2 separate regions of the Homo sapiens genome follow, and region 2 is linked to region 1. A link is an interaction called in ENCODE POLR2A ChIA-PET data of the cell type or tissue named here. Cell type or tissue: MCF 10A. All regions are shown on one strand. Each heading gives the region's core, and the rest is flanking DNA. Links, peaks and the distances in the headings are about the cores only.

The links. ChIA-PET counts read pairs that join two places held together with the same protein. Peaks named below come from ENCODE experiments on the same cell type or tissue, not always from the same donor. Only the 100,000 strongest peaks of a DNase experiment are listed, where the experiment ranks them.
Region 2: POLR2A ChIA-PET joins it to region 1 with 21 read pairs; 5 of 35 experiments call an interaction of 5 or more read pairs at or near these places.

The regions. Positions count from the first base shown.
Region 1 is chr6:156,951,729-156,957,105 of GRCh38, forward strand. The region is part of intron 4 of ARID1B (AT-rich interaction domain 1B); the gene reads left to right. Among named protein-coding and RNA genes, the nearest start is that of MIR4466, 170 kb to the left of the region's middle. In MCF 10A, for the core only: no CTCF peak of the experiment used is centred there; DNase peaks (open chromatin) are centred at 1,983 and 4,233.
Region 2 is chr6:156,717,079-156,722,455 of GRCh38, forward strand. No RefSeq gene overlaps it. Among named protein-coding and RNA genes, the nearest start is that of ARID1B, 58 kb to the right of the region's middle. RefSeq lists silencers at 2,917-3,236, 4,357-4,651 and enhancers at 3,837-3,906, 4,211-4,759. In MCF 10A, for the core only: no CTCF peak of the experiment used is centred there; DNase peaks (open chromatin) are centred at 1,773, 3,013, 4,063 and 4,423.

The DNA.
Region 1 (5,377 bases), core at 107-5,106:
CACCGCACCTGGCCAACACTTCATTTCTTAAGAAAGGAATATTATTTTTCTTTTATTATATTGTAAAAGGAAATACTTTATAAAGGAATATATACTCTTTTGAAAATAGTGAATAATGAGTCCAAAATATGAGTTTTTAATATAGTGCTAAAAAAGTGGTTTCATGTTTGGGAAAATTATCAAAGGCCTAAATTAGGTGTCATGCCACATAAATGATTGAATAATTATCTGTTTTTGCTGTAACTTGCTTAACTACTTTGTTACTCTGTCCAAAGAAGTAGCTTATTGAACCCATTTTTATTTCACAATAATTTTTAAAAATAATTATTTTATAAGCATAAAACGTGTACCAGGGTGGAAACCCATTTAGTCAGGAAAGAGTTGAATTGTGAAGAGAGTGTTTTTTTATACATGTGTTTTTCTTTGTTTTGAGGGATAGGTGTGTGAGTGACATTTGTAATTTAGCTTGTTTTTCTGGGAAGAAGATTGCTGATCCTTGGGTTTAAAGATGAGGGCTCAAGATTAATTGATGAGACTAGTGATGGTCTAAATTTTACAGAACATGCATGCCACTAATAGCTTAATAGTTAGGATGATAACAGTTTGTGAGTGAATTTATGTGCTTTATTTTTCTCGAACTTACTGACTTTGAATACGTTATAAAATTGGAGCTGTGCTCCTAAGGAGTAACATGGAACTCCATCATAGGTCCACCTCCAGCAAAAGGCTAGCAGGGGTGGTGGGGACACTGAGGCTGGCTTGATTTCCCATCCTGCCCCCCATGGTTGGTCGTGGGAAGAAGGTCGGGCTGCCGTGGCTCCTGTGCACTTTGGTTGCTGAGAGTGGTTGTGGGCAGCAGGCCGGTGAGCAGTGGGGGCAGGGATCTTGACACCAGCCCTTGTTGGACTCCACACCCTTCTGACCATTCATCCACCTTTGGGAGTGGGGAGCAGGGTCTGTTGAAAGAGGCAGCCGTGTCATGCTCCTGTTAGTAAGGGAACTAGACTTTTTTGAGCCTAAAACCATACAAGAGAATTCAACAGAAAGAGAATTTAATGTATATATTCATTCTTGTAAAACAATAATATTGTAGTAAAACTTACATCTGTGTGTTTGCTGGCCAGGCTAGTCATTTATGACTTTCTTCGAGTAAGCGAAAATCCTTGGAGTCTGGCAATTCTTCCTTGTAGGGAATCTTCAAGAAGACTTTAGCTCCAACTTTATTCTTTTGTATTTCATTACCTCTGGGAAAATTACTAGCTGGGCATTTTGTGGCATTCTCAACCTCAACTCTAGGGCTAGTGCTTTTAAAATCTGGTCAACTGCGTAATTGTGAAACAGTACTGTGTCAGCTTTATGCACTTATTATTATTTTTTTAAGACACAAAAACTTACAAATTGGCAAATTGTTTTTCAGTGTTTTCCCCTTCACAGGGCTTTAAAAATATCTTGAGTATGTTGGGGTTAGATTGGGTGGTTGGAAAGCAAAGCTCCAAGTGCTAGAATGGACGGCTGCCCTCTGCAGCTTCAACACAGGGATCCACTCAGCCCCCTTAGCTGACTACTGGTGCTTAAAACGGTTTTTGACAAACGCCAGAGTTTCACAAATATAGAAGTAGCAGTTATAGAGGTGGTTTTGCAAGTCCCTTGGAACATTCATGCAGGTCTGCAGTCACTCTTAATTTGAATGAGAAAGAAGATGGTAGAAACTATTTTTATTTTCTCCTGGGAGCAAGAGAAAAGGAAGGCTAGAACTCTGTACTATGTAATTTTAAAAAAAGAAAAAAATCGGACTCCATTGAGATTCTTTCTTGTTTACTTTTTGTTTTACTCTCTCTGTCTCCTAGTATGTTTGACTAATGTAAGTCTTCCCCCAGGAATATGAGAATATGTGGTACCGTCCGCCTCATAACCTTCCTGGATATTTTTATAATTTATCATCAGCTGACACTGCTTGGGTAGAATATTCTTACCACTCCCTCTGGCTGCTGGAAGTCTGAAATTACATCTTTGTCTTTGAAGTCAGGCATACTGTTAGCGTTGCTATGGTGACAGGGTGGGTAATGGCCTCCGCAGACAGGAGATTGGTATTTAGCGTTTAAACACTGCTGTACACAAGGCCTTGATTTTTAGAGTGGTTACTGAACTATCCCCTTTTAGTAAATGTTTAAAAATTACATTTTTACATGGTCTTACTAGATTAATAGTCATGGTTTATTTCATTTTAACTGCAAGGATAAAAGCATTATTCCATTAAATGGGCAGCTTTTTTTTCTCTTTTGGTTTATGCATTATTAACACAGGCTTTCCTGTTTTGCTTGTAACATTTTATAGGCTTTTTCAAACACGCAGTCAGATTTGCTCTGTTGCTCCTTTATTTTTTGGACTTAGCCCATTATCTGCTTGATCTTGGACAATTTCAGAGGAGACAAAGTTCTAAGGAACTAAGCTTTTAAAATATTAAAAATGAAGTTCTTTTTTTTTTTTAATGTATGAGTGATAATATTGATCAAGATGTCTCTTTGGTTTCAAGTTTCTAGTTAGCCCCTTTCCTGAACTATACCCTCACATGAGATAGTAAAGGAAGGACAGTTTATGGTTCTGGAGAACTGTTGGACATTTTGAAAATGCTTTAGTTGATGTAACTTTCGAAGCAATATGCTCTGACATAGTCAGCCTGTGTGGAATGAGGCCGTTTGCACACACATACATATGATTTTTTTTTATCTGTGAGTATTTTGTCTTTAGAATAAAGATGAATCTTAATAGTTTGTATGGTATATACAAGTCCCTGTCTACCTGATACATAAACTGCTACTAAAACATCATTTTTAATGTCTTGTGATACAGAATTTATTACTTTATGAGGTATTTTATTTGTGGTAATTTAAATTGTTTAGGAAGTTTTTCCTTACATTAGCTCGAACTGTTTTTTTTGTTTGTTTTTTTAAATCCTGGTTCTACTTCTGCCTTCTTAAACCACACAAGGTAAATCTAAATCCTTCTTCTATATGACGGCTGTTCACGTATTTGAAGATAGTTTTCATTTACTAGGATTTCTTCTGGGCTATTAATAGTTACTTTAACTATTTCCCCCACTGTGTGGTCTCAAGTTCCCCTGCACCCTATTCTTAATTCCTTAATGAGCTTCATTTTTGTATAAGCACCTCTAAATGTGATATCCACAACCAAAGGGCAGGCTCCAAAGGCATGGCTGGCGGAGGCCACCTGGCCCGCTTTGTGTTGGACCGTCACGCTGCCGTGTATCGGAGGCGTCAGGGTCTGCAGGGCTTTGCGGCAGCTGCAGCCCACTCTTGCCACTGTGATGGGAGCTGCTCTGAAGGATACGTCTCATCCATCCTGCACCTGAGCTCAAGTGCTCATCGACCCTTCCTGGCTGCTGTTGGACTGGGTCGGGGCTGTTGTTCAAGCTTGCTAACGTGTGTTAGGATCCTGAATCTGGCATCTGTTGTATTTAGTGTAATTCCTACCTTTGTGTCCCCTCTGAATTTGTATCTCATGATAGCTCTTAATACAGAAAGTTAAATAGGCTAAATCCAGAGCTTTCTGACATTCTGGTTATTGCCATTCAACCAGGTGTGATAAACCTAGAGCTACTGTATGTTCCAGGCCATACATTACATATTAACCACAATCCTGTCCTAGAGACTTTATCTGAGGCTAGGTGGGGATCCAGAACAACGCTATAGTCCTTTCTGTATATGTTATAGTGCTGTCTTCCAGAATGACTTATTGTGGATTATATATGACTTCCAATGATGTAACACATATAAAGGCTCTGTAATAATTGAAAGTTATACATAATTTGCTATTGACATAATTTTATCTTTATCAAGTTTTCTACATGAGAGGAGAAAATCTACCTTTTAAGCTAGTTCACCTTGCCACCTGAGTGATACGCCTCAGCTCCTTCCCTGTGTCCAGGAGGAACAGCCAAGATAAACATCAAGAAAAGGTAGGAGAACCTATGCCCATCTCCAGAAGGGCCCTAGAAACAGAGCCTGGATGTCATGGGGTCCAAGGCAGAAGATACTCGCCCTGGACTTGGGATCTTAGAAATGAAGTAGCCCCATTTCAGGGGCCTAAGATTTTAGGGAGGAGGGCTGTTGGTCTCAGAAACCCTATCCTGTTAGGAAGGTTACTGGAGGCCGCTGGTGGTGGAAGCCGCGCCTGTTCTATTTCCTCACCTTCCTGTGTTCATCTGTGTATCTGCCAAGTGCCCTGTGCTTTGCTTTTTACCACCAACTGCTTGACAGCCGTCCAGGACTGCTGGGTTCTGGACATAAGGTCAGATAAAACTGGCCTAGTCTTTTCTAGGGATGTAAACCTTGGGGAAGACATGCACCAGTGGCCTGGTACTGGGGACAAGAGCAGGGCCTCTGCTTCTGTAGTGCACAGGGGCTGCCTCTAGCAGGGGAAGGAGGTGGGAGGCAAGTGGGCCACTCAGAAAAAGACATTCTTTTTTGAATGAGTCCCAGGTACTTTTGTGAGTTCATGGAGGCTGGCCCATAATTTCCACTCGGACTTGTCATAAACTCTCCCTGCTTCTTACCCCCACCCTTCTCTCAGAAGCCAGGACTCAGTGAGTTCTGGGCATGGGAACCTGGGAGGCAGAGCACTTACAAATGAAAATTTGGCAATAAGTTTTATAGACTGGAAAAAAATTGCTTCAGACCAGTGCTGGTAGCAGTGGAGTGGCAGATAGGAAATAGTCCTCTGGAGGTGGCCTCTAGGGACAGCAGCCCTTTCTGTGGTCAGTCCATAGACCCTCTGCTGGGTCACCATGGAGGCTTCTTTAACCAGCCTGCAGTTTCAGCTTGAGTTTGGGGTGAAGGGTGGATGACAGCTTCTTAGTCCACTGATATCTTAATGAGATTTCCATTCAGTGTATTTTGCATCTCCCTCCAAAAGGAAAAATATATGAGTGAATTTTGTTTATAGCATGTGTAGCAGGCAGGATGTTGCAGGGACTTTGGGATATTCTGGATCAGCACTGTCCAGTAGAACTTTCTGCAGTGATGAAAACAGTCCCTATCTGTGTTGTCCAGTATGTCAGCCACTTGCCATATATTGTTATATACCACCTGAAATATGGCTAGCAGAAGGAATTTTGCGTTTTAGTTAAATTTAAACACCCTCATGTGGCTAGTGCCGACCATACTGGACAGTGCAGTTCTAGATTATGGATCCCATATGGTCAGGATCTTATTACAGACTGAATTTGGTGAAAATAACAATGTTAGGTTAAGACTCTCAAATTCTTGGCATGTAAGTTATTGATTTGTAATGTATTCTGAGCTGGCATTTAAAATTACCTCATTTTTACAAGGATACAAGAGATTGAAGGAACAAATAT
Region 2 (5,377 bases), core at 134-5,133, 230 kb before region 1:
ATGTGTACATATATGATATGCTGCATTTATATCTACATATATAGAGACATATAAGGTATACTGGATTCTGTAGGGGGGGGGGCACAGAAAAACCTGGAAGTTTATATACCAAAAAGATTTTGAAGTAGTTAGAAGTGGGTTTCTCTGAATGTAGAGATGGGGAGTGACTTTTCCTTTTTTTTCTCATCTAATCTGTATTTCTTATGTTTCTACAGTGAAAATGTAAAACTAGTGACTGTGGAGAACAATTTGGCAGTATCTAATAAAGTTGTAGATTGTATACTTAAAATCCTGAAACATTTCCACTCCTGGATGAAAGTCTTTACACATGCACAATGCAACACATACAAGAAGGTTCACAGCAACACGGTTTATAATAGAGAAAAAGTGGAAACAAGGCCAGGCGCAGTGGCTCATGCCTATAATCCCAACATTCAGGAGGCCAAGGCCAGAGGATTGCCTAAGCCCAGGAGTTTGAGACCAGCCTGGACAACATATGAGACCTCCTCCCTAAGAAACATAAAAAATAATTAGCCTAGTGTAATGGCACACACCTGTGGTCCCAGCTGCTTGGGAGGCTGAGGTAGGAGAATAACTTGAGCCCTGGAGGTTGGGGCTGCAATGAGTCAAGATCATGCCACTGCACTCCAGCTTGGATGACAGTGCAAGACCCTGTCCGGAAAAAAAAAAAAGATGTAAACAACTTATATCCATCAACAGAAGCATGGCCATTCTAGACAAAGGACGCTTCGGCAGCAGAGCTGCTGTCATCAATGTGTATATATCAGAAAAATATTGTGATATAGCTGGAGCGATACAGCTGCCAACTGTAGAAATGTAAGTGCAGTATGATATCGTTCATATAAAAATTGTTTGAAATGCAAACTAACACTTTATGGTGTACTGTGTATGTGTATACGCCTGTGCATATGTAGTAAACCTTTTAATGCCTGGGAACGATAAACACCCAGTGTAAGGTAATATTTATCTCTGGAATTTGAAGAAGGAAAATGAGATTAGGAAGGAGGAAACGTCAGTGGTGGGGGCTTCGATTACATCTGTAAAGCCTTATCTCTTGGGCTATGTAGTGGACTACATATGGGTTTTTGTTTGTTTGTTTGTTTTGGGTTGTTTTTGAGGGAAGGTCTCATTCTGTTGCCCAGGCTGGAGTGCAGTGGCACAATGCTGGCTCACGGCAGCTTCAAACTCTCTGGCTCAAGTGATCTTCCCACCTCAGCCTACATATGTTTATTATAAAATTCTCTGTAGGTTTTTGTATGCCTGAAATGTTTCATAATTTAAAAGTAGTACTCATATAATGAAATTTTAAAATTAAAATTTAATTTAAATGTGTCTCTGAGAATGTAATTAGTTGAAGGTACAATCATAAACTTCAGGAATAATTTGGAAAAATATTTTTACATTTTTATTTCTGGCAAAAACAGGATTTCCAAACCAGAACATATAATTTCTCCAAAAACAGAAATGATTTTTAATGACAATATTTTATTGTCATTATTACTCAATTTTGTTTAAAACCCAAAGTATCTCCATCAGAGGGAAAAATTAAGACAAAACACTTCCCTTCCTAAAAAAAAATATGTCTAAAAGAGGGAGTTAGTGAAGACATTGAATCTGTAAAAAGTGGTAGTCATTTTATTCTACCAACATATTCTAAATTTAGAGGGAAATCCACGGCTAGAGCAGCCCCTGGGTGACTCAGCCCAGCTTCCAGGCTTGGCAGAGCCAATCAGCACAGTGTGGCCGACTCCGCCAGGGGCTGGATTACACATCTGCACGCGGTTCAACAGCTTCGTTAGTGACACAGAGTCAAGCTAGCTTGAAAAGCAGGTAAGGAAAACACTCGGCGCATTCCACATTTTCCCTTAAGGAGAATTACACCTTCAAGTCAAGCTGCATTTTGCATGCCTAGGACCCCCAAAACACTATTTAAATTATGTACAGAAACCATTTCATCCCCAGTGAAATATATTTGTCTCTTCCGGAGAAATAAGGGGTGACCCAGTCCCCAAAGAGTCCACCCCCCAGGGTGAAGACCCCCGCTCCGCAAGGATCACAGGTGGGTGTTCCAAGGCATCCACACTCTGGTTTTGTTTTTTTTTTTTGTTTTTTTGTTTTTTGGGTTTTTTTTTTTTTTGTATCAACTTCTCTTTTTTTTTTTTTTTTTTTTTTTCCGAGACGGAGTCTCCCTCTGTCTCCACACTCCAGCCTGGAGTGTGGTGCGATCTTGGCTCACTGCGAGCTCCGCCTCCCGGGTTCAGGCGATTCTCCTGCCTCAGCCTCCTGAGTAGCTGGGATTACAGGTGCCCGCCACCAGGCCTGGCTAATTTTTTGTATTTTTAGTAGAGACTAAAAATTCGCCATGTTGTTTCGCCATGTTGGCCAGGCTGGCCTCGAACCCCTGTCCTGAGGTGATTCACCCACCTCGGCCTCCCAAAGTGCTAGGATTACAAGCATGAACCACCGCGCCCTGCCATTAACGTCTCTTAAAGCACACACTCTGTCTCAAAGGCTGGAGGGTTTGGGAACGTTCTCGTCCTTTCTGTGACCCATCTACCACAGTCTTGGGGGTAAAAGCCCCGGTTTAAAAAGCTGGGAAATTCCACCTCATGGCCACGCGGTCTCAGCAGCTCTGGCGACTGGGAAACGTAGGGTTACAGGGCGGTAAAGATCATCAGAAAGGAGGGCTGAGGAGAGAAACTAAAGACTAAAGGTGAGAGGTCACAAACCCTGAAATTAGTAAAGATCTACGTTGTCGGGGGTGGGGGTGCGTGTGCGCCCAGCAAAAAGCCTCTGCGTCCACACAGGGATCCACCGCGGGGCTTCTGGAACTCACAGGCTCCCTCGGAGCCTTCAAAGACGCGACCTGATTGACAACAATTTTGTTTACACACCACACGCCCTGGGAAAGCCACACACCAGTGCCGGCGTTCCAGACGCTTCCTCTGCGCAGAGCCGGCCCAGGACGGGGGCGGGGCGGGCCCTGTTGCTCAACTCACCTCTCCCGCCCCGCACCCGCTCCCCGGGGAGGCGCCGACCCAGCGAAACTGGTGCATGTGTCAGCCGCCCAGCACCGGCCCAGGAGGCCGGCCGCGCCGCAGGCCGGCCTGGGAAAACGCCCAGCGGCTGCAGGCCTCCCGCTGCGCGCTGCGTGGTTCTGCACTGCACTCAGGACCTGTCAGGAGCAACACACACGCACATGCACACGCCCACACACATGCACACAGACACACACGTGCACACACTGCGTCGGTAGGAATAGCTCAGAGGTGCCCTTCCTTTCCAGGCAAAGTGCTTAGTAGCTGAATTCAGCGAGAAGAAATCATCCAAAGGTAACCCTTGCTCTGAGCCCTCCCCAGGAAGAAGAGAGAGGTCACTCTGGAAAAGCCTGGAACCTTCTCTCGCTTGAGGGTGCGGACAGCAGCCCACCTCCCCTTTGGCTAGGCCAAAGATCTCTCCTTCCTTTTAGGCCTAGCTTTCCCTGTCACTAAAAGGGCTACATTTATCCTTAAATATCATCTAAGCTGAAATACTACTACATTGCTTTGCAGTCGGTCATAGTGGAATCTTAGTTTCAGAACTACATTCAACACCTACTGCGCAGAAGCACCACATGGACACTGCCACAAAAATTAACACAGTGGATCCTAACAGAGCTGAATGGGGTTGCTGTGAATATCTCCCTAGTAAGATAGGAAAAAGGCCCATGTGGGCTATGATATTTGTATAAAGTGGTGTCGATGAGCTCATTGCAGGACTAGCTATTTGAACTTAAGTTTCAATGAAGTGTAAATGAGAACTGACTTCACCCTTGACTTTTATTTTTCTCTCCAAGTATTTCTCACTAGCCATTTTCATTTCCTCCTTTTCCTACCATTCTCACCCTCATCTTTCTACCCTCTTCTTGAAGCAGAGCACTTTTTCTCCACACTCTGGAAGGCCAGAGAGGAGAGAGGATTAGAGGCCCGTAAGCAGGGGAAATCCTATCCATTAGAAAAGGACAAGGGCAGAACAGGGGACTTCCGTGCTTCTCCTGCCAAGTTAATACGCTAGGAGAAGCAGCTGGGTCGGGTCTGGACACGCTTTTCTGTTCTGCAGCTCACAGAATTTTTTTTGTCACTTTAACTTCAGTGATCTCCGGTGCCCCCGAAGGCAAGTAGCACACCTGAATCATTAAGCTTCAGATGAGTTGAGTTCAAAGTTTTATTTTCTACTTTTAAAGCCCTCAATAAATTAGGGCAAAGGTACTGGGAACCCAGCCTCTTGCCCTGGCGTTCCTCTGGGATTGTTAAGGTTGGCTAAGCAATCTGCTCTTGAGAAACCAGGTGTAGAGAGACCTGGGTGGAGAGATCCGGGGGTTGTTTGTGGAACTTTCTCCTCCTCTGTGGCATATGCCAGCGTCTCTCAGGAGCAATCCTGCAAGGTTGCCTCCAGAGCTAGGTGGTGTCGACCTGTCTTTGTTATGCAAGTTGCTGAACTCACAGTGTTCCAGCGGAGTGTTCCTGGCCAGCGCATGAATGAGGAAATGGGTCGACACGAATTCTGGGCAGCAGGATTGGAATGCAACACCTCCCCACCCCTGCCTTCCCTGCACCCCCATCTTCTTGGGATAGCTGATACTCGAAGAGAAGCTAATGCTTGATTAAAGTGATACAATACTGTGTAGTCAGACGAACATTCTGAACAAATCTAAGTTGATCTTTTAAAAAACAATTAATTCTTACTGTTGTTGTTGTTGTTGTTGTTGTTGTTTTCTTTTCTTTTCTTTTCTGAGACAGAGTCTCGCTCTGTCACCCAGGCTGGAATGCAGCGGCACCATCTCGGCTCACTGCAACCTCTGCCTCCCGGGTTCAAGCGATTCTCCTGCCTCAGACTCCCAAGTAGCTGTGATTACAGGCGCCTGCCACCAAGCCCGGCTAATTTTTGTATTTTTAGTAGAGACGGGATTTCACCATGTTGGCCAGGCTGGTCTCAAACTCCTGACCTCAAGTGATTCACCCACATTGGCCTCCCAAAGTGCTGGGATTACAGGCATAGACCACCGCGCCCGGCCTAATGGCCTAATTCTTTCTTTTCTGTTTCTCTCATCTTTATGTGGAATCACGTTTTGTCCTGGCTCTCAGGTTTTTACGTTTCCAGCAAAATAGTTGTTTTTAAGATTTTTACATTGTATTAACAGAGGGGAATTATTGTTTTTTTCTCTGAACACTGCCTGCCTGCATATCCCCTGCCTCTGGAGCAACTAACATGCTTTTGAATTCTGGCTGCAGAAGTGACATTTGGTGTCATTTTCCAGGTGGTGCTGACTGTCTCCCCAGGAACAATGCGGAGACCCTGGGATTTTGTATGTAGGGTC